Linked DNA regions of Homo sapiens: region 2 is linked to region 1. A link is an interaction called in ENCODE POLR2A ChIA-PET data of the cell type or tissue named here. Cell type or tissue: PC-3. All regions are shown on one strand. Each heading gives the region's core, and the rest is flanking DNA. Links, peaks and the distances in the headings are about the cores only.

Region 1 (13,052 bases), core at 4,937-7,436:
AAGAGCAGGGCTAGGCTTGGGGAGGGGGTCCTACCCCCACCAGCACCTGTCCCTGTGCTCCCCGCTTCGCCATGCAAGGAGACAGGCAGGAGACCCTGAGCAAGTCCTGTCCTAATAAAGCAAAAGCGGCCAGTCATAGACATGCTGGGGGTGCTGTGTCTTGCAACGGGGTGGCAGGTTTACCAAAGCGCTCTCAGTGATGGGAAAGAGGCTCCCAAATCTAACCCTCACTATGGGAACCCAGGCAGACAGAGAAGAGCAGGCTGCCTTCAAGAGCCACCAGGCCAAAGGAGGGTCAGTGGATAGCCCTGCCCACGGCCTCTGTTTACCACAGGAGGTTTGCATTGTGATTCAGTGAGCAGGCTTGTCACCGGCATCTGGGGAAGGTTCTGGAACTGTAATCTCCAGCAGCCCTGGAGGGTGTTTAGACAGGGCCCTGTCTGGGTGCTGCAGGAAGCCCCTGGTGACCTCCCCAGGACAGAAACCTGCTGGCCACTCACGTTCATCAGCACACACGGGCAGCACACCCCGTGCCAGGGGCCGGGTCAGAGAAGGAGCGGAGGAGGCCTTGAGCCTCTGGTGTGAGCCACGCTCTGCTGTGAGCAGGTCCAGGGACCCCCTTCAGAGTGGTCCCCACTCATGCAGGGCTGACCGGCCAGTTAGGCCGGGGTGCACGGGGCCTTCAGAGAAAACTCCAGCCGCCTGCACTTAGCACCCATGACCTGCAGGGGTGCTGGCAGCCAGGGGTCTTTGAAGGCCCTCGAGGGGACCTTGGAGGCATGGGAGGTGTGAGGGAACCACTGAGGGAGAGTGTTCAGGGGCAGGTGGTGACAGGGAGGGTCCGTCTAGGGGTGCAGGTGGGCTGGGCTCCCGACATCCCCAAGGCCCACAGAGGAGTCTGGTGAGCGTTGGGGCAGCCACGGCGAGGTCCACACCATGGCCTTGTGACTGGCCAGGTATATGGTCAGGCGGGGTGGGCGGCTCTGTGGAGCGGGTGGCTCGGCGGGGCGGGCGGCTCGGTGGGGTACGTAACCCTCTGTGCTGTTGTCCAGCAGGGTAGAAAAGCGGAAGGTCACAGACCCCGTGGGAGCCCTGAAGGAGAAGTACCTGCGGCCGTCCCCGCTGCTCTTCCACCCCCAGGTACGTCCTCAGTGCAGGTCAGGGCGCCCTGTAACCCACACGCCAGTGGCCCCATCTCCCGGCTGTCGAGGCTCAGTGGCCAGGCTGGAGCCTAAGTCCCCGTCCAGGCCATACCACGCACAGACGCCCTCAAAGGCAGAGGAGGATTCTCTCCCTGAGGCCCCTCAGGTCACTGTAGGCTGGAGAGGTTGAGGACTGAGAGTGACCCTCACAGGGCCACCCCAGGGACCTCTCTGACCCCTGGCTCTGGGCTCCAGGAGGGAGAAGGAGCTTCACTGGAGTCGTGGGCAGAGCCTGAAGGAGCGAGGGCAGGGATTGTGAGTGAGGGGAGCAGCCTCAGGTGGCAGCCCAGGACACAGCGTGGGCGCTCTCTCTGGGGTGCACAGGACCTGAGTATGTTCAAATGGACCGGAAGAGAGGAAGGGCCTGAGCATGCAGAGAGGGGCATGGAGCCAGGCCCCAGGGAGGTGGTGGGCAGGGGGTCTGGAAAGAGACCCAGAGAGCCCCCCAGTCCAGACAGGTGGGTGCAGACCCTGCCAGGCCTGGAGGTGCTCCTGCCTGCCCCTGAGGCCACATCCTGGGAGCAAAATAGCAGGTGGGCAGCATGGCCAGGGCAGAGTCTTCCCGACCTCCTGTCCCCTACTGACTTGGTCTCATTGCTGGGAGCCTGGCCCCTTCCGCAGCGCCATGGGCTGCACCTGGAGGGTCCTGAGGGTCGCACAGTGGGCCTGGCCCTGACAGACTGCAGACCAGACCGGGGCATTGTTCTCTTTCTCGGCCTTCCCCGCCGTGGACGGGCCCCCCACCTGGTTTGTGAAACCTGCGCCCAGGCTGAGTTCACAGCTAAACTTAGCGCCTCCCATTGTTTCCCCGGGGCCGTGGAGTTTGGTTAATAACTTCCCCTGATTTTCCTCGGGATGGGCTGGAAAGAGCCACGAGCCAGCCAGGCGCATCCTGCGTTTGTTTGTGCGGGGAGCGAGGCCGGGAATATCTGATCGGGCGGAGCAAGCCGGGCGGGAGAGGCCCACCCAGGCCCGAGGAAGGGAGCCCAGCGGGGGGCAGTTTCCATTGTCCCTCCTGCCCGCTGCCCCCACGGGCCTGCCACCCCCGCTGCCTGTCCCTGCAGCCCGGAGCCAGGAGGTGGGGGGCGGGAAGAGAGAGATGACTAATAAGTCACCAAATGGTCTAAGGTTGGGCTGTCACTTGGGCAGAAGGCGCCAGTTACTAAAGACCTCGACAAAGCCCAAGAGGCCATGCCTGTGGAAAGACCTCAGCCCTGCTGCTCCGGGCTGCGGAGGGGCTGGTGAGGCCCAGTTGATGGCTCAGGGAGCAAGGCAGCTTCCATCTGCCCATCGCTCATCACTCGTTCTCATCAGGATGAGAGCATGCCTGCCTCGCAGGGGCGGGAGAAGCCTGACCCCCACAGCCTGGGTGGGGCTGGAAGGGGCCAGAGGGGAGGCCTTGGCCACTGTGGACGGACACGAGTTTCTACTCGTTCGTTTCTTTCTGGGTATTTTTATCGTAACCAGTTCCCCAAATAGCAAAACGTCCCCACCACTGGCTCATGTGGTCTCTGGGAAGCATTTGTAGAAAGCCCTCTGCTCCCTACCAGCAGCAGCTGGATAAGTCCCTGGCAAGCAGGTCTCCGAAAAGCTGAGTGCCAGATGCCCGGCACTCGGACTCTGAGAGACCCCAGCCGCGTGATGGGATAGTTTTGTTTGCTAGTGGGCAGCCAGGGCTAGGGTCTTGCTGTAAATGGGCGGGTCACCTCTGTGGAGCTGGCTCTGAGCATTGCCCAGAGGCAGCGAGCCCTATATGAAGCCCCTTGATGACGCAGGTCCTCACCTGCCCTTCTCCTCACCCCCACACCCATTCCGTGGAGGCTGGGTGCCAAGGACCGGCACCCTGGCCAGTTCCTCCCAGTGACACCAGCACCTGGGGAACCCCAAGCTCTCCCTTCCCTCTGCATCTGTATCAGCTCCTGCCTCACCCTTGCCCTCCCTCCTCATCCCCTTCTCTGGGAGCTCCCAGGGGAGGCAGGCTATGAAAATACCTGTTTAGCAAAGGTGTCTGGAGGGCCCTGTGGGTCAGGCATTGGGCCCTGGGAGCACTGGCCCCACCTTCAGCAGGCTGGGTGTGTGGTGCCGAGGCCCGGGGTTTGTTCCCTGTTTTGCCTTTTGCTACCCCTCAGGGGATGATGAACACTCTTCCTTTTCAGCCCCTGTGCAGCCCCCTACAGGGCCTGGCACACAGCAGATATCACAGGGTGGCCCATCTCCTTCTCCACTGAGGTCAGCTCCAAATCTTCAAAGAGAAGGGGAGCTGGGAGAGGCAGGGCTGACACTGAGCAGCTCCATCAGCCCAGCCCTTCCCCTCTCCTGTCGCTATTGTCAGAGACCTCAGTGGGGCCAGGACAGTCTGGGATTCTGATCAGAGCTCTGCCCACCAATCCCATGCTTCCACTCTCCTAATCGAGCAAGCCCTGGGCATCTCCAGGGAGCAGAGAGGCAGCTCCTGTTGCCCATATCAAATTGCCCTGTGTCATGTGACATGTCACATTATTATTTTGAATATTTCCTTTGTGGGTTTAAGTCTTAAAGAGGCTGTTGAATTCCTTAGTACTTTGCCTGCAATTATGGCATGCTGCCACTTGGTGGCAGTGGTTCTGCAGGCCCACAATCTATGCTTTAAACGGAGATTCAGGTTGCTATTGTAATTTTTCAAGACTAAAAAATAAACTTTTTAATGTTAAACTAGATGTAATTCTGCATTTAACCCAAACTAGCCAACCAGAAGTGCTGGCCAGGAGTCAAGTCAGCTGGGCATTTTGCCGGCCTGGGTCAGATAAGGGGTAATCATAAACATCAGCTACCTGTATCACTCAGGTCCCGCCCAAACCGGGCAGTGAGGCTGGTTGCTAAAGATCAGTTTCAGCTCCTGCAGGAAAGACCTTAAACTACAAACGAGGGACTGGGACTCAGGGAAGGACAAGAGCAGGGCTGACTACAGAAAGGTGAAAAAATCCAACCCAGGGTCCAAGAAAATACTAGGAGACCATTGCTTCCAGTGCCCACCTGAGCACCCTAAGATATGCTGTTGTACAGAACCCCCAGCAGTGCGTGCCCCTGAAGACAGGTGAGAGTCAGCTGAGTCCATAACCTCCCACTCTTATGCCTACAGATGTCAGCCATAGAGACCATGACAGAGAAGCTGGAGAGCTTTGCAGCCATGAAGGCGGACTCGGGCAGCTCCCTGCAGCCCCTCCCCCACCACCCCTTCAACTTCCGGTCCCCACCCCCAACGCTCTCCGACCCCATCCTCAGGAAGGGCAAGGAGCGATACACGTGCAGGTGAGGGGCCCTTTGGTGCTGCTGGGACAGCCCTGGCGGGGCTCGAGTGCCACACCTGTGGCTGTGAACCTGTGCTTCCAGGAAAAACTCAGAGTCCCGGCCATAGGAAAGCACAGCACTGCAATCAGCTGGTTATCTGCTTGAGGTCATGCTTTGCAAATAAGTGACTTGGGTGGCCTCCCCTGCCTCACGCCATGCTGTGCTCTTGGGAGCTCAAGAATATGCAACCTCAGCCCAGCCTGAACTGGGAAGGCTGGGCCTGAGGTGTGCTGGTCAGTGACTAACCTCAGCGCTTGGAGGGATGGGAAGCCCAGTGCTACAGCCTCAGCCAATTTCTGCAGTGTCAGGATGACACCCTCCCGGCCACCCTCTGCTGGTGCAGGCCTGTCCAAGTCTGTTGGAGCCTGCCCTGTTCACCGCCAGACTGAGGGGCCGAGACGCTTCAGGGGGCAGGGGCTGCTCTGTCTACTACTGTGGCCCATGGCAGCCTGCTCTGCAACTGAGGCTGGGCTTCAGGGCCGTGGAAGGGACTGAAACTGGGATGCTGGGATGGGTCCACCTGTGCATCAGGTGTGAGACCCCGAGCATTAGCTTGAAACCATTTCTGGGAAATGGCCATGTAAGCCCACCCTAATCCTCCCTCACCCTCCCCACCTCCCTCCACCCCAGGTACTGTGGGAAGATCTTCCCCAGATCAGCCAATCTCACCAGACACCTGAGGACGCACACTGGGGAGCAGCCGTACAGGTAGGTGCTGCGTGGGCTGGGTGTGGGGGCGGGGCCGCCTGCCTCCGTGCACCGCTGACCCACTCCTAGGAGTAAGTATGCCATTCCCAGGGCTCCCTGCTGGAGTGAGCAGGCAGTGGGCAGGGCCGGGTGCTGAATTCTGGTCACTCTGGCCCTCCCCTCCTGGCCTCAGCAGGATGTTTGAGGATGAGGCAGGAGGTGCCCAGGAACCTTCTGGAAGGCATCTGCCTGGCTCTCAAAGATGTGAGGGAGCAGCTCTCCACCCACCCTAGGGTGTTCACTGGGGCAGGGGATCCTCATCAGAGCAGGGCTGACCAGAGCCAGGGCCCAGAGGGTCCACATGGGAGAAAACCTCAGCTTCCCCACACCCAGCCCAACTCCGTTCATCTCACGACGGCCATAGCTGCCCCCACACCCCCACTTCTGGTGGGCCAGGGAGTGGGCCAAAGGCAGAGTGAGACTCCGTGCAAATGCGGGTCCCCACCCCCCACTTGGAGCCCACTGAGGGATTCCACGGGGTCCCGGGGACAGCCTGGATGGGAAGCGGTGCGTCTGCTTCCAGGATCCCCCCGTGCTCCTCTCATCTGAGGAGCCGGCTGGCACCTGCAGTGAAGCAGTCACACAGCTCATCGGGATGGGGGAGGCATTGAATTTGGGGCTCACAACAGCCTCCCAACAGGCTTGTCATCCCATTTCAAAGATGAGGGGCCCGAGGCTCAGAGATGCCCCATGAATCACCGGGGTCAGTGCCTGGGAGTGGGCATTTTAAGCGAGAGCCCCAGACAATGGTAACTGGGAGGCGAATGGGGAAACGCTGGTTTTCTGCCAAGGCTGGTTTAGTGACACATGCAGGGTGTGTCTGTTCACAGAGGCCATTGGGGATAAAGAGTGCTTCACACGGCTTAAGTTGACAGCATAAGATTTCTGTCCTCTGGCCACACAGAGCTAGAGGGGCCACATGATAGTGCAGGCACTGGGGACTCAGTCTGTGTCTCCATCCCTGGGGAAGGAGACCAGCTGAGGCACCTGTGCATGTCGTGGTCACTGACCCCCACTCTGAGACAGAGCAAGCATCCCCGGCTGCCCCAGGGCTGTGTCCCAACTCGCAGGGTAAATGACAGCTTATACCACTTACGGGTCATCTGTTCAGCGCTCACAGCCCTCCCCAATTCACAGGCCCCCCCTTACCCACCCTTCAAAAAATAGTGACTTACAACTTAACAAAGGCTAGCAGCAGAAAGATTTATTTGGTCTGGTCCCCTCCCAGAAAATGAGCTGTGTGTTTTTTCTGTAATGAGAGCCGACTTCTGGACAGCGTTGTGTGCTAAGAGCCCCTAGAGGGTCGGGGTGGTGTTTATAGAAGAATTTAATTATCATTGATTTCTTTTGCTCTCTCCAATCTGTGAGTTTCGACTTTGGTAACAATAATTGCTTTGCAAGTTTGTGTTGCAAATCCTGACTTTATCTGGCTCAAGGCAGGTCTGTGCCGAGGGGTTTGGAGCGTGTAGCTTTCCTTTTGATACCACTGGTGGTTTCTGGACTGGCTTTGATAATCAGAAGGATTTTAAATTGGAGGAGGGAAAGTGCCGGCCATCCCCAGAAGCCTGCCAAGAGGAGCTCAACCCCCCATGCCCGCCCCAGTGTGAGCCCCTTTCCGGTGCCAGCACCCACGTGTGTGCCCGCCGCATGTGCATATGTGTGTGCCCTGGAGAGGTCGGGCTGACGCAGCCCCGCGCAAGCAGGAGGAAGCAGGCTTCTCATGGGTTGCCTGGAGTGATAGGGTAATCAAACCAGATGACATTGGAAGCCTCTTCCGTTTAAGTCCTTGCCTCAGATGACCTGAAATCGTTCAGAATGTGTTTCAAAGCCCTGAGGTAGGGAACGTAGAGCCTTTGGTGCACCAAATATGTTTCTTGGAGGTAACTTGGCCCCTAGCTTCTCCTGGCCTAGAGGTCTTTGAGTGAAGCGGGAAGGTGAGATTGAGTTAATGGCAGTCTTATTTCTTAAAAAAAAAGTTAAGCATATAGGCTTTGCGGGATTTGGGTTGGAGAAGCATGAAAATTGAACTGGGAGTGGGGAGAGGGGCTGCTCCTTGGTCTTCGTCCTGACAGCCGGCCCGGGGGTCTCTCTGGGAGGCTGCCCAGTGGAGCCTGGAGTCACAGCCTGGATGCGAGCAGGGCTGCCCGGGACTCCTGCTGGGACCGAGATTCCTGCCTCAGGGCTGCTGACTCCCTAGTCTGCCGTGTGCTTCCATCATCTCCCCAGGCTCCATCCTGCCTTCTGTGTGAAGCTGGAGCGTGCAAGGGAGGCACAGTTGTGCTTCCATCGGGGGCTGCACGCGGCCCGTGCATGTCCTTTCTTTTTTAGTTGTATTTTTACGGCTGGGTTTCAAAATCTCTTCTTTCTTCCTCTTCCCTCACTTTTACAGTCACCAAAAGCAGATCCCCCTGTAGTGGCTGCAGGAGACCTCACTGGATCCTAGGAAGGATGCCGCTGCCCAGTGCTCAGGGGCTCGGGGGCCCTGGCCACCCCCCCTGACCTGCCCATACTCTGTTGTTCCCCTGCCAATGGCTTCTCTGGGAGTGCAGCAGGCACGGTCACAGCAAGGTCCTCTCAAGGCCCTCCGCATTGCACCAGGGCCAGGCTACCCTGCACGTTCTCCTTCCTTTTGGAGCTCACGGGCGTGTTATTTTACGCAGTGAGACCATCAATTTCACTGGCCGCTTGTCAGCTTATTTACAACGCAGACCCCAGCTGCTCGGAGAACTCTGCTCCCTCGCAGCCCTGGGCTCACGGCTCCCCTAAATTTCAAATGGACTTCTCTGTCTGGGCCATTTATTTAGATTAGAAGCAAGAGAGGGCCACGTTCAGGGCTCTCTGCAACCAAATTGAACGCACAGCCCTGTTCGTGGCTCTCCCCGGCCCCAGAGCTTCACACAAGGGACTTGCTCTCCAGTTTTATGAACAAGCTTCTTTTCCAATCCCATTTCTTACCTCGGATCCACAATTGCTAGGGTTTATGCAAGAGCCATTAGGTGGACTTTCTGCAAAAGTCTCTGCATTTCCAAAGAAACCAGGAACTGAATGAGCCGTGTTTGAGCACACATGCAGACAGACAGGCAGACACACAGGCAGGCGGACAGACAGGAAGATAGGCAGGCAAACAGACAGGAAGACAGACAGGCAGGCAGACAGACAGGCAGGCGGACAGACAGGAAGACAGACAGGCAGGCGGACAGACAGGCAGACAGACAGACAGGCAAACAGGCAGGAAGGCAGACAGACAGGTAGATGGACAGATGGATGGACAGACAGGCAGACAGACAGGCAGGGCAGACAAGCAGGAAGGAAGATAGGCAGGTGGACAGACAGATGGACAGACAGGCAGGCAGACAGGCAGACAGACAGGCAGGGCAGACAGGCAGGAAGGCAGATAGATAGATAGGTAGGCAGACAGACAGATGGACAGACAGGCAGACAGACAGGCAGGGCAGACAGGCAAGAAGGCAGACAGACAGGCAGGTGGACAGACAGATGGACAGACAGGCAGGCAGACAGACAGGCAGACAGACAAGCAGATGGACAGGCAGGAAGGCAGATAGACAGACTGGCAAGCAGGCAGACTGGCAGGCAGACAGACAGTCAGGCAGGCAGACAGATTGGGCTGCCTCAACATGCCAGAGGGGCACATGGCCCCAGCTGGGTGGGAAGCCTCTGGCTGGGCAGAGCCTGAATGCTCAGACTGGCAGGTGCTTTGCATCCGGGCTGGAGACGCAGAGTCCAGTGTGTCCTTTCTCAGCAGTCAGTCAGCCTCAAAAGCATGGCGGTCCCAGGGCCAGGCACCACCATTCCAGTCTAAGGATGTGTCAGGGTGGGGGATGTGAGAAAATGCATTGGAGGGTGTAAAATCCCTCCTTTCTGGGAGATTGTGTGGGACACGTCGGGTAGGGGGGCACCCAAGCATCTCCAACCCTGCTGCCGAAAGGGCTCCATCCTCGGCCTTATTCTTGTGTGAGTTCACAGGCCGAGTCAAACAAAACTGCAGCGCCGCCCAGGGCAGGCTTTGTGGATGGCCAGTCCAAGCCAGGGCGCTGCCTGTCACTGGGCTGTGGGAGGAGACGCTGGGACCCGGGTGCCCGGAGGCAGCTCAGCTGACCCGGGCAGGAGCAGGGGCTCCCAGAGAAGAAGCCCACAGGCCAGGCCCCTGGGATCAGGAGCAGAGAAGGCTGAGGGTCACTTCGGGGAGCTCAGGGACTTCGATCACCAATGCTTCTTTTCCTGTCTACTGTTGAAGAGGCCAGAGTGAGCCTGGCCTCCGGCAAAGGTTGGAAGGTTCAGGAATTGAGTGGATGAAGCCTTAGGGCAGCACCAGGGAAGTTTGCTGGGACGAAGTGGGATGGGGATATGCCTCGGCCAGGCGTGGGAGAGGAGTGCCCTTCTCCCAGGACTGCCTCCCGTTCTCTAGGGGACCCATTTTCAGACTTGCTAGGTTTTACCAGGCAGCCTGGGGAGTTGGGGGAGACTCGCAGGCTCTGAGATTCCAAGGACAGTTTCTCACGGCCGCAGCCCCTGCACGTGGGGAATGCTGAGCTCCTGGGCCCGGCAGCAGCACCCGGAAGGTGTGGGACTGAAGCTTCCTGCCTTGGGGAGGCCCCTGCGGGTGTGTTGATGGCAGGTCAGACTCCCTCGCCAGGCTTTTGTGATAGCAAACACCAGCCCAGGCCCCTCCTGTACAGGGCAGCACCGTGCCGAGAAGGCCGAGCCACACAGCCCCTCCCGGTCTGGGAGGCCAGGACTCCCGAGTGTCACCAGGCACGTCCCCATCCATGTGACAAGGGCATGTGACCAGTATGCTGCTCTGGAGCGGGCCACCGGCACCGGTCGGGGCGGGGTGGGGCCTCTCGGAGTCCTGTCCTCTGTGGGAACGAAGGCCACTGTGCTTAGAACAGCCACACCCACTCCGGGTGAACAAACCCTGCCCCATCCTGGTGCCTCCACAGAGGCTCCCACAGAGGCCCTGGCCTGGTCTCCAGCTGCTACCAGGCCCCCCCGGCCAGGATCCTGCTGCAGTGGGTAGACTTTCTGTGTGCTGTGCCATGGGCATCATGGAGCTTGCTTTGTTTTCAAAATATGAAAACGCATGATCATATAAACAGAATGTTCAAGTGCGTGTGTGCCTGTGGGATCAGATGAGCACCGCTGCGGGCGTTCTGATGACCAAGAGCACACACAAGTGTGCACACACAGGCATGGCACACACGCACATGCCAAGCACCCACGTGCAACTGAAAACCATGCAGTCAGGGTTCCCTTCACCGTCGCCCAGCCCAGCCGGGTGCCTCTCAGTAAGCCAGTCCCAGCCCCCCGCCGGATGCCCCCCAGGGAGGAGGCTGTCTTCACAGAGGCAGCGCACGTGCATCTACAGAGCTCATGGGGTTCCTCCTTAGCTCATCCCCAGCTCCCCCTCTTCGTTTCAGGCATGATTTTCTTGCTGCTCAATGCACATGTCGCTCAGGCCCCCTAGTTCTCAGCCCCGCTCTCTAAAAATGGGAGAGAACAACCCTCCCTTTCCCTGCCTGCAGGGTCACCACGTGTGGCTGTGAAGGTCACTCCCAGCCCAAGGGCCCCACACTGAGGGGAACCCTCCACACGCAGCCCTCCTCGATCGCTCATTATGACGACTTTCCAGCCGCAAGGGGCCTTGCTCTGATAAACTCAGGGTGTTAGAGTCCTGCTCTGCCTGATGCCGTGGAGGCCAGATGGAGGAAGGGGGTCTCATCCCAACTTCCCCACGTGCACGGTGCAGGCCGGCAGCAGCCCTGCCCACCCTGGGGGAATAAAGATAAACCGAGCCCGGGAGCTGGCAGTGCCCAAAGGGGCCAGTGTGGTCTTTGTGTCCTTAATAGAGGAGGCAGCCAACAAGTGGCAACATCCAGGGCAGCCCCCAAGCCCTCCATGAATGGACTGGCAAACTGAGGCTCCAAGTGAGGTGGGGCCTGCCCAGGGGCCCCCAGCCACCTCGAGGGGTGGAGGAGGAAGGTCACAGGGAGCTGGTCTGGGAGCTGGTCTGTGGAGCCCCTCCGGCTGGGAAACTGGCCTTGCCGAGTGTCTTTCCATGGAGCAAGGCCGCCCTCTGGAGGCTGCAAGGAGCATGTCGCCCTCCGGCTGCAGACCTGCCGGCCCCGCGGCCTGGGGGCCAGGGAGACCCAGACAACAGAGGGCAGGAGACGCCGGAGGGTCGGGCGCACCGCCTGCCCAGGGGACACGGGGCACACTCCAGGGGGATCCACCAGCCAGCCACAGAACAGTAGGAGGGTGAACGCCTGCTTGCTTTTTTTTTTTTTTTTTTTTGAGATGGAGTCTCGCTCTGTCGCCCAGGCTGGAGTGCGGTGGCGTGATCTTGGCTCACTGCAAGCTCCGCCTCCCGGGTTCACGCCATTCTCCTGCCTCAGCCTCCAGAGTAGCTGGGACTACAGGCGCCCACCACCACGACTGGCTGATTTTTTTGTATTTTTAGTAGAGACGGGGTTTCACCATGTCAGCCAGGATGGTCTCGATCTCCTGACCTCGTGATCCACCCGCCTTGGCCTCCCAAAGTGCTGTGATTATAGGCGTGAACCCCTGCTTCTTGAAGCCGGGGCTGTTTCTAGGGACAGCTTCCCCAGGATGCCTTTGGCTCTGCAGCTGGGAGATCCAGCAACCTCCGGGACACGGCGGGGCAAAGCTGTGCACGGGGCACGGGGCAGGGGCGCGGGCTCCCTTCCCCCCACCCTCTGTGGCCCGGCCTGCCATGCAGAGCCGGGGCCTGCACTGAGGAGCGCGTGTGCCCCTTCCAGGTGTAAGTACTGCGACCGCTCCTTCAGCATCTCTTCGAACCTCCAGCGGCACGTCCGGAACATCCACAACAAGGAGAAGCCTTTCAAGTGCCACCTGTGCAACCGCTGCTTCGGGCAGCAGACCAACCTGGACCGGCACCTCAAGAAGCACGAGCACGAGAACGCACCAGGTGGGCCACGCGGGGTGGGGCAGCCCCCAGAGCACCCACACGGGCAGGCCCCACAGAGGGGGAGGGGGAACAGCAGGGGAGTGGGCGCCGGGCAGGGAAGAGGGCCACAGACTACCCCTCAGGAAGCCAACAGGCACCCCTCAAACCGTGGTCATTAAAGAGAACCTCGTGCTCTCCGGTGTCCCTAAGAAACCTGCCTCCCTAACAGCACCCCAGGTGTACCCCGTTCGCGGTTGGTTTGCCCCACGGAGGGAGGGGTCCAGCGAGAGGCCGCCCCCTGATGCTCCCGCCCCTCCGCAGTGAGCCAGCACCCCGGGGTCCTCACGAACCACCTGGGGACCAGCGCGTCCTCTCCCACCTCAGAGTCGGACAACCACGCACTTTTAGACGAGAAAGAAGACTCTTATTTCTCGGAAATCAGAAACTTTATTGCCAATAGTGAGATGAACCAAGCATCAACGCGAACAGAGAAACGGTAAGAAAACTATCGCGGGCTGGGGAAAGTCTGGACCCGGCCAACAGCCCTGCGTGGCCACCCTCAGAGGACATGCACCTCCACCCCAGCACCAGCCCCTAACACATCCAGATAGGCGCAGTGGGGGCCTCACCACAGAGGGTGAGGCCCCTGGGCTCTGGGAACCTGGGGAAGCTGCGCTGTCTGCCTCAGTTCCTCCACCTGGAGAGTCATGAGAGTAAGCACCCCTGGGCTTATGACCTCACTGTTAACATATGTGTGTGCAAAACACTAGCCAGGTGACCGAGCCGGGCACAAGTTCAGCTGTGCCGCTGACACTCAAGGACATTTTGAT
Region 2 (9,291 bases), core at 1,761-4,260, 840 kb before region 1:
CTACAATGACCATGTGATCCAGCCACTCCGCTTCTGGGTATAGATCCCAAAGGACTGAAAACAGGGACTTGAGCACATATTTGCACACCCAGGTTCACAGCCGCAGTGTCCACAAGAGCTCGAATGTAGACGCCACGCAAAAGCCCATCAACAGGTACAAGAATAAGGAAAATGTGGCCGAGAGGTCCAGTGGAAGGTGCTCAGCCTTGGAAAGGAGATCGAACACAGGCTGTGCTATGGATGGATGTTGAGGAATTTATGCCACGTGCCATAAGCCATTTATAGAAGACAAAGGCCATTATGATGCCACTTCTATGAGGAGCCTACAATTGTCAAATTTATAGAGAGGAAGTAGAGCAGTGGGTGCCAGGGGCTGGGGGAGGCAGTTAGTGTTTCATAGGTGAGGGTTCCAGTTTAGGATTGTCAACAAATTCTGGAGATGGATGGTGGTGATGGCTGCAACAATGTGGATGTACCTAATGCCACTGAACTGATCTTAAAATGCTCCGCGTGGTGAATTTTATGTCATGTATATCTTATCACAATTACAAAATAGTTTTGAGGCTGGGCACGGTGGCTCAGCTTGTAATCCCAGCACTTTGGGAGGTCGAGGCAGGTGGATTGCTTGAAGTCAGGACTTCAAGACCAGCTTGGCCAACATGATGAAACCTCATCTCTACTAAAAATACAAAAATTAGCCAGGCGGAACCTGTAGTCCCAGCTACTTGGGAGGCTGAGGTGAGAGGATCACTTGAGCCTCGGTGGCAGAGGTTGCAGTTAGCTGAGATTGCACCACTGCTCTTCAGCCCGGGTGACAGAGCCAGATCCTGCCTCAAAAATAATAATAATAATAATAATAAAAGAAAGAAAGTTGATCAAATCCCATCTTTGGTGTATATAGGGTGGGACTTGGGGAAACACAGCTGCTCTTTCCCAGGGGTCCTCTGCAGCCTGCCCACCTGGTTGAGTCTGTGAGGCTTCTCATAGGGACATCCTGGGCTTTGCTGGAGGGGGATGGGCAGGATGGCAGGGGCCAGGGGCCATTTGGGATGGAGCTGGAGCGCTCCAGCATCCTCTCAGCCACAGTGGGGCTGCGATTCCTGCTGCTCAGAAGCAAGGCGAGCCGGCCAGAGTGGCTGATAACTGAGCGTGCGGTTGGCAAAGGTGGTTACCAGGGTTTGTTTTACAGATGAAGAAACTGAGGCTTAGACAAGGTGGTGACTTACCCACAGTGACCCAGCTGGGCGGTGCCAGAGCCAGCATCTGAATAAGCCCTGGTCTGATGCAGGTCCTGCGATCTCCCCACGCCCTGACAGTGACCTATCTTTGTGCACACACGTGTGTTTGTGTACTGGGCACACCTCCCCTAAGGTTTGCAGGGCCCAGGGCTAGAACAGAGATGTAAACACGAGAAGAGGCAGGAAGGTGTGTGCCATTATCAAAAGAAAAGAGAGGCTGGCCAGGTGTGGTGGCTCATGCCTATAATCCCAGCACTTTAGGAGGCCGTGGTGGGTGGATCACCTGAGGTCAGGAGTTCAACACCAGCCTGGCCAACATGGTGAAACCCCGTCTCTACTAAAAATACAAAAATTAGCCAGGTGTGGTGGTGCGCGCTTGTAGTCCTACTTGGGAGGCTGAGGCAGGAGAATCGCTTGAACCCGGGAGGTGGAGGTTGCAGTGAGCTGATACTGTGCCACTGCACTCCAGCCTAGGCGACAGAGCAAGAATCCGTCTCAAAAAAAAAAAAAAAAAAAAAAAGAAAGAAAAGAAAAGAAAACAGAGGCAACAGAAGCAGAACCTCAGATGTGAGTGTCAGTAGACAGGTATTTTAAAATAACTCATTCATGTGTTACTAAAAACAGGAAATGCCGTCTAACGGGATCTCTGGATGGAGAATTCCACAGCTGATTGGAACCTAAACGAGAGAACCAAATGGACATCCCAGGGCTGCAGGTCAGTGTCATGAGACGGGTGATGGCAGACTGGACCCCGTGGCAGGTGGACCATGGAGGGGAGACAGAGACAGGGCAACAGAAACGGTGCAAACAGCCACTGAAATACCCGTGGGAAAGAAAAGCACAACAGAGAACAGGAGACTTATGTGACTCCGACTCAACAAGACGCATTAGTTAAAAGATCTAATATATGCGTATGGGGCTTCCCAGAATAAGAGGAAGGAAGGAAGGAAAGAATGAGACATCATAAGATAGTGTTAAAAAAAAAAGAATTCCCAGCCGGGCACGCTGGCTCACGCCTGTAATCTCAGCACTTTGGAAGGCCATGGCGGGTGGATCACCTGAAGTCAGGAGTTCAAGACCAGCCTGACCAACATGGTGAAACCTTGTCTCTACTAAAATACAAAAGTTAGCTGGGCATGGGTGGTGGGCACCCGTAATCTCAGCTACTCCAGAGGCTGAGGCAGGAGAATCGCTTGAACCCAAGAGGCAGAGGTTGCAGCGAGCTGAGATCGAGCCGTTGCACTCCAGCCTGGGCAACAAGAGCAAAACTGCATCTCAAAACAAACAAACAAACAAATAAAATAAAAGAATTCCCAAACTGATTAAAGATACCAACCCACAGACTCAAGAAGCCTAGTAGGACTTCTGCTGCTGGCCACGATGCTGCAACTTGTCAATGTAAAATAAACAACAGAGAGACTGGCTCTCCCAAATAAAGTTTACTGGGGGATGGCAGGGGATTGCAATCTGGGATATGCATGCTGAGGGGGACCGTAGGTGTATCTTTCTTTTAGGGGTGGGAAGAGGAAGTCTACACAGATTGTTTTGGAATAAACCTCCCTGGGTACAGGAGCTTATTGCAGGGTTGGTGATTACTCATGGGTAACATGATTGTTGCGGGGGAGATGTCTTCATAGGAGCAGCTGATCTGGAATGTTGTGTGCTGTCGGAGTCCCTGTAACAGTTCTCATCATAGGCACCCGAGCATGAGGGACCTTCCGTTGAGGCCTCCCAGCTCCGTTTTGCTTGGGTCCTGACATAAGTGACTCTGCCTTAGTATTGACAATTTTCACACAGTGGAGCCAGTTTCCCCCATTTGTGCCCCCTCCCCCAGTTCATATGCTGAAACCGAATCCCTAATGTGATGACATTATGAGGTGGGGCTTCGGCATGTGCTTAGGTGGGTAGTGAGGGTGGAGCCCTCGGGAATGGGTTAGTGCTTTTATTTATGTATTTTATTTTATTTTGAGACGAAGTCTCACTCTGTCGCCTAGGCTGGGAGGCAGTGGCATGATCTTGGCTCATTGCAACCTCTGCCTCCCAAGTTCAAGTGATTCTCCTGCCTCAGCCTCCCGGGTAGCTGGGATTACAGGCATGCTCCACCACGTCCAGCTAATTTTTGTATCTTTAGTAGAGATAAGGTTTCACCATGTTAGCCAGGCTGGTCTCGAACTCCTGACTACAGGTGATCCGCCCACCTCGGCCTCCCAAAGTGCTGGGATTACAGACGTGAGCCAAAACACCCGGCCAAAGTTAGTGCCTTTAAAAAGGAGGCCCCCCAGAGCCCCCTCATGCCTTCCACCCTGTGAGGACACAGCATGAAGAAGTGATCTAGGAACCAGGAAGGGGTCCTCGCCAGACCTTGAATATGCCGGCGCTTTGATCTTGGACCTCCAGCCTCCAGAAATGTGAGAAATCAATTTCTGTTCTTTAGAAGCCACCCCATCTATGACTAAGACACCCTCCCACCTTCATGCTACTGAGTGGACAAGCTTACATGAAATGACTGTTTTCACATATGTGGCACCAGGCAGCCCAGGGATGCCGGTGAAATCTCTGGGTAAGTCTCTTTGGCCTCTGGTACTGGCAGCTTCTCCTGTTAAGAGGGCAGTCCTCCACGAGTGTCTCGTGCCCCCCACCTCTCACAGGGTGTGCCAGGAATGCAGGCCCTGAGTACCCTCCCCCATTTCTCAGGGTGGTTTGCCCTGAGAGTCCTCTAGGGACAAAGAGCAGCTTGCTCACTGCTTGCTGCAGAAACAGCTGACTCCCCCAGTGCAGGGCTCCTCAGTGGCCACGCAAACCTACTGACTGTGCAGTGCCCACCCAGGCCTACCCACATGGCACCCGTGGAATTTGGGGGCAAGGGGATAAGACCAAACACACAGGTGAGCACCTGCCTGCCACGCCATGAATGAAAAAGTCCTTTGTCTCTGACCCCGGAGTTTCACGTCTTCTGTCAGCATCCCTGCTGCGGTAACGGGCCAGCTCTTCCTTTGTAAGGAAAGCTAAAACCCAGTCCCAGAGCTGGCACCACCTGGAGGAGGAAGTGCTCTTCCCTGCCCCTCCTTGGCCATGTGACTTGCTCTGGCCAGTGACATGGGAGTGCAAGCGACACATCCCAGCTGTGCATGGCCGCTGGGAGAGTGTGGCATGGTTTCTCCATCTCTCCTCCATGTCCTCCCTTGTCAGGAGAACGGCATGTTCCAGAGAGCCACAGCTTGCTCAGCCTGGACCCCAGAACGAAGGAGGCATCAGAAGCTGAGCCACCCGTGGCCGACAAGAAACCTGAGTGGGAGGGGAAACTTGGTTGCTGTGATCGACCCAGGCTTGCGAGTTGTTTTGGCAACACAGCCTAGCAAGAGCCGACCAATATGTCATTGATGAAAGAAAGTCAACAGGCGTGTAGAAGGAGCTGTCTACTGAGCATGTCTGCACTTTTCTGAATTATGTTGCACTTGAGTAAAAAGTAAGCAAGCCTGTCTATTTACTTTAAATGATGTGTGCCAGATATGTACAGTATGCAGAGTTAAGAAGGTGCCACCCCAAAATAGGCTGCTCTGGCATAGTCACTATTAGGAATTAAAGGCAGTTAAAACAATAACAGGTGCAAAAAGATCATTCTGATCTCTCTTGTGTTTCTTAAAAGCAGAAGATGAAATTCCCAGGTGAAAGATGCTCTCCCTACACTAGAAAGCTCTGATCCTCAAGGATGAGAAGCTGAGACCCAGCAAATGCTGTACAGTCCCTGATAAAATGCCTCTCACCTTTTCAGCCCCCCACATCATCTAGCTGCTTCCTCAAACCTCACTGTTCTCTGTCCAACTCAGCACACGACTGAGTCTGCTTCACTGGGTCTTCACTTCCTTAGGAGGGCTCCTGAGCCACATCCAACTTTAATCAAATACACTGGCATGATGATCTGTCTTATCTTGATTTAACTCTTGGGCCCAGCCAGGACCTCAAAAGGATGGAGGTGGAGTTTTTCAGCCCCTACATATGCAAACACACACATAGCATGTATCTGAGCGGCCACATGGGCTGGCCCTGCTATTTTCTTATGGCTTCTCAGCCTCCCAGCCACCTTCTGCTCTGCATCACTGGAGCTGGGAGGCTGCAAGCTCCTTTCCCACTCTCCTCTGCCCGTTGGCTTCCAGTGAGGCTCCTGCAGCGATGGCGTTGGTGGGAGATGCCAGGCGAGGAATTGATCTCGCATTCTCGTTTCTGGGAACGTCTCTGAAAATGGCTGAATCCCGTCTGGGATCCCAGCTCCCAAGGAGGCGGCAGCTTGCTCACTGCTTGCACAGCCCCAGACGGCAGAGGGGCCCTCTCCTGCACAGCCTGAGACAGTGGAGGGGCCCCCTCCTGCACAGCCCCAGAAGATAGAGGGGCCCCCTCCTGCACAGCCCGAGACAGTAGAGGGGCCCCCTCCTGCACAGCCTGAGACGGTGGGGGGGGGCCCTTCCTGCCCAGCCCCAGATGGTAGAGGGGCCCCCTCCTGCACAACTCCAGAGGGTAGAGGGCCCCTCCTGCACAGCCCGAGACGGTAGAGGGGTAGCCCTGGTCTCTGGGGGCTGCACTCCTGGGCTCTGGAGCTGCCACAGCTCCTCCCTCCTAGTGCTTCCCCTTCCTTGTTTTGCTTTTTGCCCTTTCTGACATAGTGACGACTTCCGTTTCGCAGTCTGGACCTTCACCACCCCAGGGCGAGGGCACAGGCGAAGCAGCAGCACCCCCCCGGGGCCTCTCTTTATTTGGAATACAGTGTGGGGGCTCCCCCTTCCTTCTCCAGCCCGCCCAGGCCCCTGGAGCTGTCCTGGGGCCTGGGGAGTGAGGACCCGTGCCAGCAGCACAGACTCTGCCAGGCCGGGCCCGCTCAGGTGGGAGCCCAGGCCGGGTGAAGCTGTGACCCGGCCCTCACCCCAACTCGGTGACAAAAGCTATCACAGGGCTGCAGTGGGGGAGGAACAGGACGCATCTGCCAGGCACCTGACCCGCAGTGCACTTCTGGGAGCTGTGCTTATCTCCCCGGGGTCTATTTCGCCCCAAGGTTTGGCGGGTTAAAAGCTGATATGCAACCGGCACGACATGAACAGTATTTCATGATTAAAGACATCGCGTCCATGTATAATTGAGATGCTGCCGCATTTGCGGGGATTTTCAAGCGAAAACCAGGCCACGTGGAAAGGCTAAGCCCTCGCACCCCCCCGCCCCCCACTGCTGGGACCCCCGCCCCGCGGGAGACCCCGGCCCGCGGTCCCCTATGCCCGCGACCCCTGCGCTCACCCTCTCCCCTCAACCCTGAGTCCAGCCCAGTCTCGCGCGAGGCCGCAGGGAGACCCCCGCCGCTCCCTGGACCACCCCTGGGCCCACCGTACCCAGCCGCTCCCCGGCGCCCCCCGGGACGACCCCGAGCCGGCTGCCCGCCTCCCGCCGCATTCCGCACAGGCGCACCGCGCACCGAGGGCCGCACCGCCCAGCTCCGCCTGCTGCGCCAATGGCCGACGGGGTCCAAGTCGGCGGCCCAACGGAGAGGCGGGGCTAGGGGCGGGACCAGGACGCGGGACAGCAACTGTCCCGCAAGGCCCGGATTGAGGAGGCGGGAGGGACCGAAGCAGGCGGACCCAGGATTTGGCGCCGCGATCTCGAGGCTTGGCCTGGAGTAGGAGGGGAAACAAGGCGGGACTAGGGGCGAATCCGAGGGGGCGGAGCAGGGCTCGGGGTGCGGTCGGGGGCGTGGCCGGGGCGCGCTGCGGCCATCTTGGGGGCGGGCCCGGGGCGGAGACGAGCCCGAAGGGGCGGGGCCTCGGCGGCAGCAAGAAAGGCGGGACCGGGGCATCTCGGGGCGGGGCTTGGGGCTGGATCTATGAGCCGGGAGCGGGGATCCAGGAGCGAGGAGCCGGGAGCGGGGAACAGGGAGTCGGGGAGCCGGGAACCAGGGCTGGCAGCGGCCGCCATGAGCACGGTGGACCTTGCTCGCGTGGGCGCGTGCATCCTGAAGCATGCGGTGACCGGGGAGGTGAGGCCGGGTGGACGCAGGGCGGTGGGCGCGTCCCTGGCTCCTTGCCCGGGCGTCCTGGCAGCGATGGGGTGGTGGGGGCCGCGGGGCCTGGGCGGGGCTGGGGGCAACGGGGCGCGCCCATGACCCAGCCGCCCGGCAGGCCGTGGAGCTGCGGAGCCTGTGGCGGGAGCACGCGTGCGTGGTGGCCGGGCTGCGGCGCTTCGGGTGCGTGGTGTGCCGCTGGATCGCCCAGGACCTCAGCAGCCTTGCTGGGCTCCTGGACCAACACGGCGTGCGCCTGGTGGGCGTAGGGCCCGAGGCCCTGGGTCTGCAGGAGTTCCTGGACGGCGACTACTTCGCGGGAGGTGCGTCCTGTTCCCCGCCGCGGCGGCGCACATACCCTTCCCTAAGCTCAGGGCGTTCGGGGCCCTTTCCTGCCCAACCCCGGCCCTTCTGTCTGCTGGAGCGGCCTTGATATGCCCACGGGTCAGCGTCCCTCATCTCTCCCTGCCTCCCCGCCCCGCAGCTGGTGGCTGGGTGGTGCCCTGCACAGACCTGGGCCCAGCAGCAGAGTCTGGACGAGCTCTGCCCCGCCGGCTCCACCTGTTGCCTCTGGGACTCAGCCCCTCTTCTGAGGGGAGGGGGGACACTCAGCCCCGTTTTACCCCTCCCTGCCCTGCGGGGGTGGGCTGAGCACGGAGGGTGGGCAGAGGAACAGAGGGTCGGAAGGAGGAGGGCGATTCTTTGTGGTGAGTGGGTTGGGGGCTGGTTCTGCGCCTGGGGCACACACATGTGGCTTCCGCTTTCCAGAGCTCTACCTGGATGAGAGCAAGCAGCTTTACAAGGAGCTAGGCTTCAAGCGGTGAGTGGGGGCGGGAACCCTTGGGTAGCGTGGGGTGGGGGGCCCAGGGGTTCCCACCGCTCCCTGCCACCTCCTCTCCCTGCTGCCCTCTGTGGTGCTGTCCACTCGGGCCTTCCTGGGCAAGGCGGCTCTGGTGGCACTGTTGACCAGCCCTTCTGCCAGGCCTTCTCTTGGGTGCTGGGTGACTGTAATGAGCCACCTCGTCCGGGGCTTACTCTCGGTGTCCAGACCACCTCGTGGGGTGGAGCCTCGTGGCCCATCAGGGGCCATCCTAGCTTTCTGGTGTCTGTGCCACAGGCTGCTTCCTTTGCTTGGCAGTTGCCAGCTGAGCCAGATCCCTGGGCACACCCAGCCTGGGGCCCCATCCATGCTCCCTGCACCCTCTGTGGACCCTCGGCTAGCAGCCACTGGGCTCGGTGTCCAACCTGCCGGTGGGCTGGGCTGGCTACTGATCTGGTCGCCTGTGCCATCTCTGAGCCCTGGTGAGGCGGGTGGGTGGGGTGGGGCCTGACCTAGGAACTGGTCTCATGGACACTGGAGCAGGCTCTGGACCCAGGCTTCTCCGGAGTTTGGCCAAGCGACCTGGTGTCTTCGCAGGTACAACAGCCTGAGCATCCTCCCAGCAGCTCTGGGGAAGCCCGTGCGTGATGTGGCTGCCAAGGTGTGTGCGGGTCAAGGGTGTACAGGCCGGGGGGTGGTGGGAGCTCCCAGGAGCCTTTCTTCTAGGATTGACTCAGGCTGTACCCACTCCTGACAGGCCAAGGCTGTTGGCATCCAGGGGAACTTGTCTGGGGACCTGCTGCAGAGCGGAGGGCTGCTGGTGGTCAGCAAAGGTGGGTCGAGGGAGGGGCCTCGGCCACTGCCTCAAGGAGGGCCTTGCTGAACTTGGTGGCCCAGCCCAGGCCCTCTCTCTGGCTTGTCAGTCTCATCACAGCCCCTCCGCCGCAATGTGGCCTGGTTCTGCGTGTCTGCTGGGCTGAGTGGGGCTGTGGCAGAACAGCTCACTCATCTGGGTAGCCGGGTGGGGGATATGGCTGGCCAGGGCTGCCCTACCCTCCCTCCTCCTGGTATGTGGCTGTGAGGTGCAGGCGGCCTCCGGGGTGCCGTGACTGCCTGCCCGCTGCTACAGGTGGTGATAAAGTGCTCCTGCATTTCGTCCAGAAGTCCCCAGGCGACTACGTCCCCAAGGAGCACAT

What was found. ChIA-PET counts read pairs that join two places held together with the same protein. Peaks named below come from ENCODE experiments on the same cell type or tissue, not always from the same donor. Only the 100,000 strongest peaks of a DNase experiment are listed, where the experiment ranks them.
Region 2: POLR2A ChIA-PET joins it to region 1 with 5 read pairs; 2 of 35 experiments call an interaction of 5 or more read pairs at or near these places.

The regions. Positions count from the first base shown.
Region 1 is chr1:3,413,508-3,426,559 of GRCh38, forward strand. It overlaps PRDM16 (PR/SET domain 16), which reads left to right. Exons shown (of 17, transcript NM_022114.4): 10 at 1,053-1,140; 11 at 4,321-4,490; 12 at 5,160-5,237; 13 at 12,074-12,243; 14 at 12,544-12,718. Among named protein-coding and RNA genes, the nearest start is that of ARHGEF16, 35 kb to the right of the region's middle. RefSeq lists enhancers at 1,609-2,305, 2,306-3,001, 7,157-7,657. In PC-3, for the core only: no CTCF peak of the experiment used is centred there; a DNase peak (open chromatin) is centred at 6,094; H3K27me3 peaks cover 2,500 bases.
Region 2 is chr1:2,579,698-2,588,988 of GRCh38, forward strand. LOC100996583 (a long non-coding RNA gene) reads left to right here. Exons shown (of 4, transcript NR_121638.1): 2 at 1,863-1,953; 3 at 3,673-3,798; 4 at 4,428-4,837. It overlaps PRXL2B (peroxiredoxin like 2B), which reads left to right and starts at 7,080. Exons shown (of 7, transcript NM_152371.5): 1 at 7,080-7,251; 2 at 7,394-7,598; 3 at 8,044-8,095; 4 at 8,693-8,756; 5 at 8,853-8,928; 6 at 9,225-9,291. The coding sequence starts at 7,189. RefSeq lists an enhancer at 7,888-8,520. In PC-3, for the core only: no CTCF peak of the experiment used is centred there; no DNase peak of the experiment used is centred there.